Linked DNA regions of Homo sapiens: region 2 is linked to region 1. The links are chromatin contacts, found by Hi-C or POLR2A ChIA-PET in ENCODE. All regions are on one chromosome and are shown on one strand. Each heading gives the region's core, a stretch centred on a gene start or an enhancer-like site at or near the end of the contact. The rest is flanking DNA. Distances are from core to core; before and after follow the strand shown. Region 1 has its middle 76 kb from the start of CFAP144. Region 2 overlaps CFAP57 (cilia and flagella associated protein 57).

The links. Hi-C counts contacts between places; a loop is a spot of excess contacts on that map. ChIA-PET counts read pairs that join two places held with the same protein, here RNA polymerase II (POLR2A). Pooled maps may share reads with other maps.
Region 2: a loop to region 1 is called in a map of PC-9, with 5 times the contacts of the local background. The contact joins two enhancer-like sites. A Hi-C loop is called at or near these places in 2 of 168 maps with a recorded cell type or tissue (PC-9 and mammary epithelial cell) and 2 of 50 pooled maps. POLR2A ChIA-PET finds 5 or more read pairs at or near these places in 2 of 52 experiments (A549 and H1).

The regions. Positions count from the first base shown.
Region 1 is chr1:43,068,931-43,075,673 of GRCh38, reverse strand. No RefSeq gene overlaps it. Among named protein-coding and RNA genes, the nearest start is that of CFAP144, 76 kb to the left of the region's middle. RefSeq lists a silencer at 1,738-1,787 and an enhancer at 5,213-6,180. Within about 2 kb of position 1,878, at least 3 of the 41 ENCODE cell types and tissues checked have a DNase peak (open chromatin) inside an H3K27ac peak, as active enhancers do.
Region 2 is chr1:43,202,973-43,209,757 of GRCh38, reverse strand. It overlaps CFAP57 (cilia and flagella associated protein 57), which reads right to left. Exons shown (of 23, transcript NM_001378189.1): 10 at 2,826-3,038; 11 at 1-15. It overlaps LOC105378685 (a long non-coding RNA gene), which reads left to right. Exons shown (of 5, transcript XR_007066041.1): 4 at 3,366-3,412. Among named protein-coding and RNA genes, the nearest start is that of CFAP57, 34 kb to the right of the region's middle. RefSeq lists an enhancer at 2,366-3,565. Within about 2 kb of position 2,862, at least 14 of the 41 ENCODE cell types and tissues checked have a DNase peak (open chromatin) inside an H3K27ac peak, as active enhancers do.

The DNA of each region.
Region 1 (6,743 bases), core at 629-3,128:
AAGCCCAGATTTTGCCTACTCAAAATATCCATGTAACAAAACTACACTTGTACAACCTTAAATTTATACAAATTAACAAAGAATAGGGGGCCAGGCGCAGTGGCTCATGCCTGTAATCCCAGCACTTCAGGAGGCCGAGGCGGGTGGATCACCTGAGGTCAGGAGTTCGAGACCAGCTTGGCCAACATGGCGAAACCCCATCTCTACTAAAAATACAAAATTAGCTGGTGGGTGCCTGTAATCCCAGCTACTCGGGAGGTTGAGGCAGGAGAATTGCTTGAACCCAGGAGATGGAGGTTGTAGTGAGCCAAGATCGCGCCACTGCACTCCAGCCCGGGTGACAGAGCAAGATTCTATCTCAAAAAAAAAAAAAAAAAAAAAAAAGAAGAATAGATATCAAAAACACCAAAAGAACTGCAAGGTTTTGCCAGTATACATTTTGCAAGGCTATACTAGTAAAAGCCTGGGAAATATTTAGGGAAGTGGATTACAAGAGTGTTATACCAGAGAGAGAGAAAAATGTAATTTTTGATTGCACTGAATTCATTGATACAGATATGTTAGCTCAAGAAACTGATAGTGGCTATAACAGCTTACTGGGCTGGCTAACTGAAACTTGGACTTAATGGTGGCCTATATTACATTAAGGAGAAAGGCCAAAACATCCTTGGTACACTATAGAACAAGATATCCAAAGACAGAGAGCTAGGAATGTCAGTCAGTAGGGACCTCTAGAAGCAGAATGCATTTACCTGGTGGAGTTAACAATACAACTTCACTTTCTTCACTCAAAGCTATATCAACTGTCCAGCCCTCTATCAAACTCTAGCCTGCTAGGACCTAATAATTTCCCCATTTCATAGGAGATCATGCTGGCCTACTACACGATAAAATCATATTGATTGGACTAGGTGAGTATTACTTGATACCCTAGACACGCTGGTAAGACACATATATACCAGATGGTATGGAACAAATCCCAAACAAAAACTAAGGAATCTACCACCTTAGTGAAATTTCTTGCTTCCAGAGCTCTCTAGCACATCAAAATATCGTTTATAAGGTGAACATGAAAATATCCCTTGTAAGATTAAGGATAGTTGTTGCATCTGGCATCTCCCATCACAAAGAAAGAAGCATCACATTAGATTTTGGAGGCAACATGGATCTCATTTGGGCATGCCACTATGGCCTATTTACTGAGTGAGCCATAAGGGCTGCCACAATGGGGCAGTGTGGGATTCTGGAAAGTTTCCTGGTTTCAGACAGGTGGATGGCGGGGTCGGGGGAATCTTGAGCCTATTTTCTCATAAGTAAAATGAAAATAAATACCTTCCTTGGAAGGCTATGGTACTGTAAAATGAGGTAACAGGTGAAAAAGCCCTTTAAAGTACACATCTTCAGGTGTTGGCTGTACCACTCTGCCATTTGATGCTATGCCAATGACAAATTTTTTCGGCCCAGAGTAAAAATTATTCCCTAAGAATTGCCAAAAATCCTATTTTTTCTATTGAGTTGTATCATAGATACAGAAGAGCATATGAAACATTAATGGAGAGTTTAAAGAATAATTATGATGTAACACCCTTCTAACTAGCACTTGAGTCAGAAATAGAATATTGTCAAAGTGGCCACTAACCCTGCACTAGGGCACCCAGATAAGGAGCAAGTAGGGGCTGAAATATACCAAGCTTCTACCCAGAACTGTTGGGTGAAATATGCACCCACCACCACCCCCCGTCCCGACTCTAAAAGGACAAGCTGGGGTATTCTGAGCTCCTTCCTCCCACTTTTACTGTGGAGCAAGCAGATTGCTAGCTCTCCTCCCTTCCAGGACATATCACATATAGAACACCAGGGGGCGGCAACTCCCCACAGATGTTGGTACCTGGGACGACAACGGCTAAACCAAGGATGAAGCAGCTTGACTTTCTACTCTTTTTTTTCTCTTTTCCTCTTTTCCATGTCCCTCTACTGCTCTGCAGGCCTGCATCACACATCACAATGGCACAGTGCAAAGATTCATGGCTTTAGTAACAAGGAGAGCTACGTTTGAATCCCAACTCTACCACTCACTACCTTTGACCTTGAGCAAGTGACACCATCTCTCCAAGCCATGGTTTCCTTATCCGGAAACATAGAATACAAAAACAGTACCTACCCCATAGGATTGTTGGAATGATTAAGTGAGATAATGTGGGTAAACAGCAAAACATTGTCCAAATATTAGTTGTTTTTAGACATCATAATTAATCTAGGCCGGGCATGGTGGCCCAAGCCTGTAATCCTAGCATTTTGGGAGCCCAATGTGGGCGGATCACCTGAGGTCAGGAGTTCAAGACCAGCTTGGCCTACATGGTGAAACCCTGTCTCTATGAAAAATACAAAAATTAGCCAGGCGTAATGGTACATGCTTGTAATCCCAGCTACCTGGGAGGCTGAGGCAGAAGAATTGCTGGAACCCAGGAGGCAGAGACTGCAGTGAGCTGAGATCATGTCACTGCACTCCAGCCTGGGTGACAGAGCGAGACTCCGTCTCAAAAAAAATAATAATTAATCTAATTTGATTATCACCAATCCTGGCAGGCAAGGTAGGTAAACACGCTTCCCAAGTTTCAGATAAAGAAATTGACCTGCGGAATCATGATGATAATGTGGTTTCATTTCCTTTTTGTTGTTGTTGGGTTTTATTTTGAGATGGAGTTTCGCTCTGTTGCCCAGGCTGAAGTGCCGTGGTGTGATCTCAGCTCACTGCAGCCTCCGCCTCCTGGGTTCAAGTGATTATTTTGCCTCAGACTCCCGAGTAGCTGGGACTACAGACACGTGCCACCATGCCCAGCTCATTTTTGTATTTTAGAGATGGGGTTTCATCGTGTTGGCCAGGCTGGTCTTGAACTCCTGACCTAAGGTGATCCACCCACCTCAGCCTCCCAGAATACTAAGATTACAGGTGTGAGCCACCGTGCCCGGCATGGTTTCATTTTCTAAGACTCTCCCTCAACACTTTTGTCATCATGACAGCTTGCCTTGAGAGACTCATTGATAACCCTTTGGAGATATCTGGGATTCTGAGGCCCAAATACGTTATGTGTGCTGAAGGCCACATAACCAATCAGTGGACAAGTCAGAAGCCAAAGAGCCAGCTCACTGTGCTCCCAGTCCAGGGATGCAGCCACTTCGCCACCACCTCATGAATTTTGCTTGACTGCTTACTGTAGAATCCCATCTGTAAGTCTTATCTTCCTGCCTAGACTGTGAGCTAAAAGAGAAAAAAAAATTCTCAAGGAATATTTATTCTTATGGAAAAGCATTTATGCTATGTTACTAAATGAAACAAGGGATTTACAAAACACCTTGTGCAACATGATCCCAGTATGTATTTACGTATACTTGCAGAGGAAAAAAGTAGAAAGTCATGACACACAATGGTAAAAACATTTATCTCTGTGTGGTAGAATTACAGGTGATTTTTGTGTTTTTCTCTTACATTTTTGCACATGTTTCTAGGTTTCTCCCATGCACATGTTTTACTTCTATGATCAGAACTAATATCCGTGTGTGTGTGTGTGTGTGTGTATTACACTATTTCAATTGTCCATTTAGAAAATTACTACATTAAGAGTCAGAGATCTTGGGCTGCCTTCCCCCAATAATTTATCGTGACTTTGCACAAGCTTCTTAACCCTCTGAGCCTCAGTTTCTCCACTGGAAATATGAGAATATCACCCCTGTCATCCCATCCCCAGAAGGCTCCGAACCTCCCCTGTCTGGCTGCCACAAATCGTTCCCCCTTCTCCTCAGCCAAGCTGCTGAGCAGTCACAGGACACCTGCCTCTGTTTCCACTTCCCCATCCCATTAATTAATCCCTCATCTAGCCGCAGCTTGGGTTTTGTTCCCTCTTCTGCAAAGCAGATTCTACAGAGGTGGCCTCTTCAATGCCAAAGCCCATGGCCTCTGTGCTGCCTTTTCCTCCACCTCTACCTCCTCACCTGGCTGTTTCCCCAGACGGGGCTGTCTTGACTGCTCCCTCCTTGAAGCACATTCTTCCCTCACCTTCTCTGACCACTGCTTACCTTGGTTTCCTTAGCCCCTGTGGCTGCTGCTTCTCCCAAGGGTCTGGCTCAAAAGGGGTTCCCTGGGTTGCAGGGCACCTTTCCTCTCTCTTAGGCTGGTGCATGACCTCACCCAAACCAGCAACTTCCAGCACCACGAGCAATGAGTGACCTGAGCTTCCCAAATCTCTCCCGGGCCCCACCCCACTACCCTCAGGCTGTCAGAAGCTGAGCCCCATCTCTCCCCAGTCTCCTCCCCATCCCACCAATCCTCCTCTGAAAATGGTTTTTCAGGTGCTGGTCACCCAGGAACAAACTCAAGGCCACTCAGTGGAGGGGGTTCTGCCCACCTTCCTGCAGCCCTGCTGAGGACTCCAGCCAGTTAACCCAGGGGACAGCGTCATGGACCTCAGCGTGGCATCTCATCCACATGATTCTCGTGGACTCCCCACTGGTGTCCCTGTCCTCTCTCTGTCCCTCTGGGCTAGCCTTAAATACAGGCCTCACCACCAGGAGCATCACAGCTATTACTGAGCACTGACCAGTGTCAGGCATTGAGGGCTTTGCCTGTATTCTCCTTTATTCCTCAAGACAAACATGGAAGGGAAATACTATCATTATCTCCATTTCTTTTTTTTTTTTTCTTAATAGAGACAAGGCCTCACTACATTGTCCAGGCTGGTCTCAAACTCCTGGACTCAAGCTATTGTCCTGTCTCGGCCTCCCAAAGTGCTGGGATTATAGATGCAAGCCACCATGCATGGCCTATTACCTCCATTCCAATGATGAGAAAAGTGAGGTATGGAGCGTTTAATCTGCTCAGGGATGTGTGGTTATACAGTTACCAAAGTCTTAGAGCTGGGATTGGAATACAAGATAATCTGATTCGACTGCAGATCATGTGCCCTAAACCACTCAGCTACATGGCAATTTTACCTCTTACCAGAATCACCTACAGGATAAAGTCCACATGCTTCCACCTGGTCTGCGGGGACCCTCATGTATAGCTCAGACACGCCATTTCAGTCCTAGGACCCAGTGTGTCCAATTGTCCCACTCTCCATTCTGACCGCACTCCTCAGCTGCCCACTTCCACACCTTAACCCATGTCTTCTTGCCACCCAGAGTCTCAACCCCACCTCCATATGTCAAAATGCTCCCTCCAAGGCCTTCTCAAATTCCTCTTCCTCTACCCAGGGTAGGTCATGCAGCATGATGGAGGAGAGGCCTGTGGTGATGGGGAGACAGCGGACCTGATAACATGGTCCTTGCCCTTCCAGAAGGTGATTGGGGGATCCAGATCCCTCACTCTGGGCCTGTGCCCTCATCTGTAAGACGGAGGGGGTGGGACTAGATAATCTTTAGGAGCCTTCTTGCTCTAACAGTCTGAGACCCTACTGCTTTCACCATCCCCCAAAATAGAGGTGAAGTTGCCTTTTTAAAATCCCTTTAACATTCACAGAATGGAGAGAATGTTGGGGCTGGGAGGACTTCAGAGGAAACTAATCTCGCCCTCTTACTTTTCCCCCAGGCCTGGCAAACCATCTGGGGAGTGGTGGGAGGGAGGCCATGCTCTCTGCTCCACCAAGAACCCATCTCAGCAGGTCCCCAGCCCTGCAGAGAAGGGGTGGGAGGAGCCTGGAAGGGCAAAAGCTGCAGAGCCTGGCTCTGGGCCGGGCCTGGCCTGCCCAGCTCCAGGAGGCCTCAGTAGTTTTCCATAACCAGCAGGCCCACAGCCCAGGACATGTGCTCCCCTCTCCCTTGGCCCCCTACATTCCTCTGCACATTCAGGCAGCAAAATGGCATTCAGGCTCTGTTGGGGGCGGAAACCCAGACACACACAAAGACTCATAGATACAGGTTCAGCCACAAACACACAGACTCGGAGAGATAACGCAGATCCTGGCAGGGTCAAGGTGCCCAGGCACAAACAGCACCCACAGATACAATACGCCCACCCCGCCAGAGCCACCACGATCCGTTCTCAGAGGCACATGTGCATAAGAACATCACAGAGATATTCATTCTGTGCAGACACACAGGCACATGCATAGCGGGAGGTCACGTGTCCACTCAGCAGTCGCCCCCATGCGCCTGCCATCCTCCCTCCTCCCCTGAGCCCCCACACTCCCTGTCTAGGTCAAATCTTGGTCAAGGAATGGAAAAAGTCCCAAGCCGCCGCAGTTGTAGGAGTCAGGACAGAAGCCAGACAGTCCCGGGAACCAGCCGAGCTCCCTTCCCGCTGAGAAGGTGCCATTTTTTAATTCCATAGAATTCACGGGACAATCCCCATCCTGTTCCTGGGAGGCCAGGGTGAGGCTGGATCCTGGATGGTTCCCCAGCCCACCCTCATGGCCTCTGGGGTTCCAGCTCCGTCCCCAGCTGCAGGGGGAGGGCAGAGGGACCTCTGGAAAGTCATTTCCCAGATGCATTGCCCTCCAGTCCCCTCTCCAGCCACCTGGCGCCTCCACCCTCACCCCATCTCCCTCCTTCAGCCCCACATCTGTCCTCCAGGAGATTAACGGAACTCATTCCTCGGGTCCACCACACTGAACCAACCAGACAGAAGGCCATGAGCAGGGGGACCCTGGGACGGGCCCATGGCAGAGCCTCCGGCTTGTTGTCAGTGATTACCTGGGGTCAGGGGTCTGCTGGGACTGCCTGGCCCCCATGTTTTGGAGCAGGCAGTC
Region 2 (6,785 bases), core at 1,613-4,112, 130 kb before region 1:
TATCTCTCGAAGGATCTGAGACACAGGCAGCTCTGCTCAGTGTGAGGGGTCGAGCTGTGGCCCCCACGTCCCAGTGCCATACTCTCTCGCCCTCTGCTCTAACAGATCCCTAGGGGCTTGTCTTTAAAAAATGCTTTTTCTATCCCCTTTTGGCATCCGGTATAGTGCCTAGCACAAAAAAAGGCGCAAACTAGATATTCCTTGTTGTGTTGCTGGTAAATAACCAGGTTCATGAGTTAGGAATAATACTAATAGAGAGAGATATTCATATAGCACTTACTATGTGCCAAGCACTGTTCTGTGCCTTCTCCATGTTGCAACTCATTCAATCCTCACGAAACCCTCTGAGGCAGTTACTGTTATCCCTAGTCTATGGATGACGGACCATCTGTGTGAAAGGCATTTGCTTCAACTCATGTACCTGGGTGGGCTCCAGTCTCTGCTTTGACTGCTATGCATGGGTGCATTTCAAAATGAGAATGGGCTATTGCTCATAAATGCATTCAGCAAGCATTTATTAATGCTCATTACATAAGCAAAACCATACATTAGTCTCCCCTTATCCTTGAGGGATATGTTCCAAGATCCCCAGTGGTGCCTGAAACCACAGATAGTACTGAACCCTATATATACTATGGTTTTCTCCTATACGTACATAACTATGATATGGTTTAATTTATAAATTAGGTCCAGTAAGAGATAAATAATACCTAATAATAAAATAGAACGGTTATAAGAATACTGTATAAAAGCTGTGTGAATGTGATTTCTCTCTCTCAAAATATCTTACTCACAGTATGGTACTCACCTGTTTTTGGACCTTGGTTGACCACAGGTAACTGAAACTGTGGGTAAGGTGGGACTACTGTACTATCAGAGCGCCCCTTCATTCCCTCACTCATTCATGCACTCATTCACCCACCCACCTACACACATATTTTTTTTTTCTTTTATTATTATTATTGTTATACTTTAAGTTCTAGGGTACATGTGCACAACGTGCAGGTTTGTTACATATGTATACATGTGCCATGTTGGTGTGCTGCACCCATTAACTCGTCATTTACATTAGATATATCTCCTAATGCTATCCCTCCCTGTTCCCCCCATCCCACGACAGGCCCCGTTGTGTGGTGTTCCCCACCCTGTGTCCAAGTGCTCTCATTGTTCAATGCCCACCTATGAGTGAGAATATGCGGTGTTTCGTTTTCTGTCCTTGCGATAGTTTGCTGAGAATGATGGTTTCCAGCTTCATCCACGTCCCTACAAAGGACATGAACTCATCCTTTTTTATGGCTGCATAGTATTCCATGGTGTATATGCGCCACATTTTCTTAATCCAGTCTATCATTGATTTGGGTTGGTTCCAAGTCTTTGCTATTGTGAATAGTGCCACAATAAACATACGTGTGCATGTGTCTTTATAGCAGCATAATTTATAATCCTTTGGGTATATACTCAGTAATGGGATGGCTGGGTCAAATGGTATTTCTAGTTCTAGATCCTTGAGGAATCACCACACTGTCTTCCACAATGGTTGAACTAGTTTACAGTCCCACCAACAGTGTAAAATTATTCCTATTTCTCCACATCCTCTCCAGCACCTGTTGTTTCCTGACTTTTTAATGATTGCCATTCTAACTGGTGTGAGATGGTACCTCACTGTGGTTTTGATTTGCATTTCTCTGATGGCCAGTGATGATGAGCATTTTTTCATGCCTACACACACATTTATTGAATGCTGTGCACCACACAATGTGCCAGCTAGTAGGGCTGCCAAGAGGAGCAAAAGATGGCCCTGCCCTAAAGGGGCTTTATTCTGGCACAGCACTGATAGCTGCCATTGAATTAGGACCAGGCTACTCGGGGGTACACAGGAGAGTCACCATACTGTCAGCTGTGTTCCAGCCACGGGAGATCTGCCTTGGGCTAGCTTGCTGCCGTGGTATCTACGCACTTTCCCAGGCACCAGTCACAGGAAAAGTGGGAGGAACCAGCTGGAGGAGCGCACAGCCCATGTTTGTATGATGCATCCTTGCTGAGCTCCTCTCTTTTCCCTTCACTATTTGGAGCCCAATGTAACTGTACGGTTTCAGAGTTTGGGGATTTCAAAAGAATACAGTGGCAAGCCTAGGTGAGAGCAGCTCACTGCACAGTCATGCATCGCTTGATATGGGATACATGGTTAGGCTATTTTGTCACGCAAACATCACGGAGTGTATTTACACAAACCTAGCTGCGACAGCCTACTATACACCTAGGCTATGTGGTAGAGCCTACTGCTCCGAGGCTACAAACCTGAACAGCATGTGACTATGCTGAATACTGTAGGCAACTGTGACGCAATGGAAAATATCTGTGTATCTAAACAGAAAAGGTACAGTGAACATTTGGCATTATAATCTTATGGCATTACAATCTTACAGTCCATGTGGTCCATCATTGGTGTTACTCAGTGCATACCGTAGTTAGGTTTTTACCCCAGGAATGTAAGTGCAGACCAAGGGTAAGAGTACAGTTTAGAGATGACATGACCTCCATGCCTGGAAGGTGGGAGAGAAGTTACAGACAGCAAGTAAAAGGGAAATGAAAAAGAGCCCCGCAATTTACAATTTCACCCAGTCAGGAAGGAAACTAGGCAGGAAATTCAGGAAGTGACGATAACTGAGCTAATCTAAAAGGAATGAGGAGCCTGATGTTATCTTGGGAAGAAGGGGCCCTGTATGCAGAGGCCCTCATTCCGTGCATACTTTGTGCTGTAAGCACGGGAAGCTGTCCCTGCAGATCCGTGCACCAGCCCAGAGGCGGGGCAGGGGCAGACTCACCAAGGAATCTGCAATCTCCTTGAGGGTGTGGTCTGATCCAACAGCAAAGATAATTTTGGCATCGGGGGAGACAGTAACACAGTTGTAGCTGCAAGACTTGAGCACGCATTCTGTCTCTCTCTTTCCTGTGGACAGATTCCATTCATACACAGCACCATCTGTGCCACCAGAAATCAGTTTGCTATCATCTGCATTCCACACAATTGAGCGAATCTGCAGGAGAGGAAGACATATCCAGTGAAGAGTGTACACACACTTACACCCTAACACAGAAAAGGGTGCAAACTCCTTAGGTGCTCCACTAGACTGAGCAGAACGTCCTTTCCTGCTGTAGGCCCTTCTGTTAGCACAAAACATAGCTTCTTGTGAACGTTCACATTCTGTTTTCTATGACGCTTGCAAATTACTGAAGATGAAACACTCTCATTTCTTTTTCACTTTATGAACGTAAAGACTGAATCCTACAGGTTTCTTAAGGCTAGAACCAACCAATTATTGCTGTTTTTTCAAAACATTTTTGAAATAATTATGTATTCACAGAAACTTGCAAAAATAGCACAGAGAGAGTGGACTTCTGGAATGGCACGGTAAGAACCTCAACTTGACCTTCTCTCTGACAATGTAGGTTAACTGGTAAATATGATAAAAAATAATCATTTAAAGTCTTTAGAAGGCTGGGTGCAGTGGATCACATCTGTAGTCCCAACACTTTGGGAGGCTGAGGTGGAAGGATCACTTGAGCCCAGCAGTTTGAGAATAGCCTGGGTAACATAGTGAAACCCTGTCTTTATAAAAATAAAAATAATAAGCTGGGCATGGTGGCATGTGCCTGAGGCAGGAAGATGGTTTGAACTGGGGAGGCTGAGGCTGCAGTGAGCTATGAGTGTACCTCTGCCCTCTGGCCTCAGTGACAGAGTGAGACCCTGTCTAAAATAAAATAAATAAAATGTCTCTGGAAATTGTCCTCAGGGAATACAGCAAATGGAAAAACATTTATTCAAGAAAATCTACTCAATCCCAGTAAGAACAGAGTCTGCTGCATTTAAGCCATGACTCGCTCTGTTACGGCCTCAGCTCCAGAAACTTCACTGCTGTGCACTCTGGGCAGATGTGGCCAAGATAAGCGACTCCCTCTCCCCATAGCTCCTGATCTTGGGCTATGGTTTCGGTCTGGAAAGGGAAACTGCTGGGATTTCTTATTCTTACCCCAGCCCCATGTTGCAGAAGCTCTATTCCAAGCAGGTGTGGCCAAGAGGGCTCAGACTCTCTTCCCCTCGGCCCATTGTCACTTGTTGGAAGAAACTCCACTCTAAGCTCAGCATACTGAGAATAACTGTGCCCTAATGATTCCTGACCCAGTTTGCTTATAGAGTGAAAGTTCCAAGCCATGAAGGGCAAGCCAAAAAGACCAGGGGCTTACATACGTGCACACACACATACACACGCATGTGCACACACACGCACACACCTCAAGTGTCACTCACAGAAGTGAGGATGTTACTCCTGGAAAAGCAGGTCCCCGCCCCAGCTCTGGTGCAGTGGAGCAAAGGTTCTGTCTGTGGGAAAGTCAGGTGCTAAGACAGGGAGCTCTACAGCTCTGCTTGAGGGGGCTGACTTTATTTGGAATAGAACATGGAAAAGTCCATGCCTATGGGCATTGTCTAAAACAGTGGAGATCTTGGTGGAAAGTGATTAAGAGGAGGCTGATAACTCCAGGATGTAAGCAAAATGATATAGAGGAGTGGAATTTTGATAGAACAAGGGAAAGGGACAGAGAAGAAGAGTCCTTCAGGGATAACAGACAACTCTAGAGGCTGGAAGGTCTTGTGTATGTGTTAGACTGTACTGATTCAGGTGCAGTCAGAGTGGGATATGAGGAAAACTTGAAAGCATCTCCTAAGCTACACAAAGACCCGTTAACATAGGGCAGAGTCTCACTGGCACAACGGGCCTACCAAACACAACAGTCTACCAAATGCGGAACATTAAGCTCTCCCGACCCAGGGGCATCTCCTAGGAAGCCAGGCTTAAAAATGAAATCATATTCATCCCTCGCAGCCTGGAAGACTCTGTGCATGCCCAAGGCTGTACCCTCTTATGAACAATCAGAAAGGGGTCATCCAAACTACCAGTCTCTGGCTGAACATGATGCAAAAGCCATCACTCTCTGAACTGTGATAGCATTTTCCAAGCCACACATAAATCTGGTAGTAAAAGGTAAAAACCTAATTGTCTAAGGGGGTTTATGCACCATCTGTAACTAATAAGCAGCTTAGGCAACTCATGGGCAACCCTAGGTAGCCAGGCTAAAAGAAAAGATGAAAAATAGATCTGAGTAGTGATATGAGACACTGCTCACTACAGGGGAAACAGACTTTACAGAATTAGCTCAGCCAAGTCACGAAACAGATAATCAGCCAACCAACCAACAACAATGCCCTGGGGGGACACATATTCAGAACTGCTACAATATATTGTCTAAAATATTCAGCCAACAAAAAATTGAAACATAAACAAACAAACAAACAAACAAAAAGAGTGTAACCAATAAGAAAAAGAAAGAAAGAAAGCATTCAGGCAATAGAAATTGCCTTTGAAGGGGCCCAGATGGTAGATTTTGCGGACAAAGACTTCAAAGTAGCTAATACAAATAAGTTCAATTAACTAAAGGAAACTACGCTTAAATAATTAAAGGAAGGTAGGATGACAAGCCTCATCAAATAAAGAATATAATAAGAAAACAGAAATTAGTTCAAAAATCAAATGGAAATTCTGGAGTTGAAAAGTACAATAACCAAAACGAAAAATTCACTGGAAGGCTCAACAGTAGATTTGAGCTGGCAAACTTGAAATAGCTCAATAGAGATTGTGCAATTGGAAGAACAGAGAGAAACACTAATCAAGAAAAATTAACATTAACAGAGTTTCAGAGAAATGTGGGCATCCATTAAATGCACCCACGTATGGTACTGTAATGAGAGCACTAGGAGAAGAGAGAAAAACAACAAATATTCAAATAAATAATGCTGAAAAATCTCAAATTTGTTGAAAAACATTAACCTACACATCCAAGAAGTACAATAAACTCCAAGTAGGATAAATGCAAAGAAATCTAGATCCAGACACATCAAAAACAAAATGTTGAAAGCCAAAGATAAGAAAATCTTGAAAGCTGGCCGGCCACGGTGGCTCACACCTGTAATCCCAGCACTTTGGGAGGCCAAGGCAGGTGGATCATGAGGTGAAGAGATCGAGACCATCCTGGCCAAAATGGTGAAACCCTGTCTCTACTAAAAATACAAAAATTAGCTGGGCATGGTGGCGCACACCTGTAATCTCAGCTACTCAGGAGGCTGAGGCAGGAGAATCGTTTGAACCCAGGAGGCAGAGGTTGCAGTGAGCCGAGATGGTGCCACTGCACTCCAGCCTGGTGACACAGCAAGACTCCGTCTAAAATATATATATAAATATATATTTCTATCTGTGCTCATGAAAAAGACTAGCTTATTTTTTTTTCTTGTGGTGTCTTTGACAGATTTTGGTATCACAATTATTTTGGCCTCATAGAACATAACTGGAAAGTATTCCTTCTTTTTCCAATTCTCTAGAAGAGTTTTTTTCAAGATTAGTGATAGTGTTATTTTTTTTTCCTTAAATGTTGATAAAATTCCCCAGTGATAAGATCTGGGCCTAGAGTTTTCTTTGTAGAAAGGTTTTAAGTTACAGATTCTTCTTGTTTTGTTTTGTTTTGTTTTGTTTTGAGGCAGAGTCTCACTCTGCTGCCCAGGCTAGACTGCACTGGCATGATCTCGGCTCACTGCAACCTCCATCCCCCAGGTTCATGCCATTCTCCTGCCTCAGCCTCCCGAGTAGCTGGGACTACAGGTGCCCACCACCATGCTCGGCTAATATTTTGTATTTTTAGTAGAGACGGAGTTTCACCGTGTTATCCAGGATGAT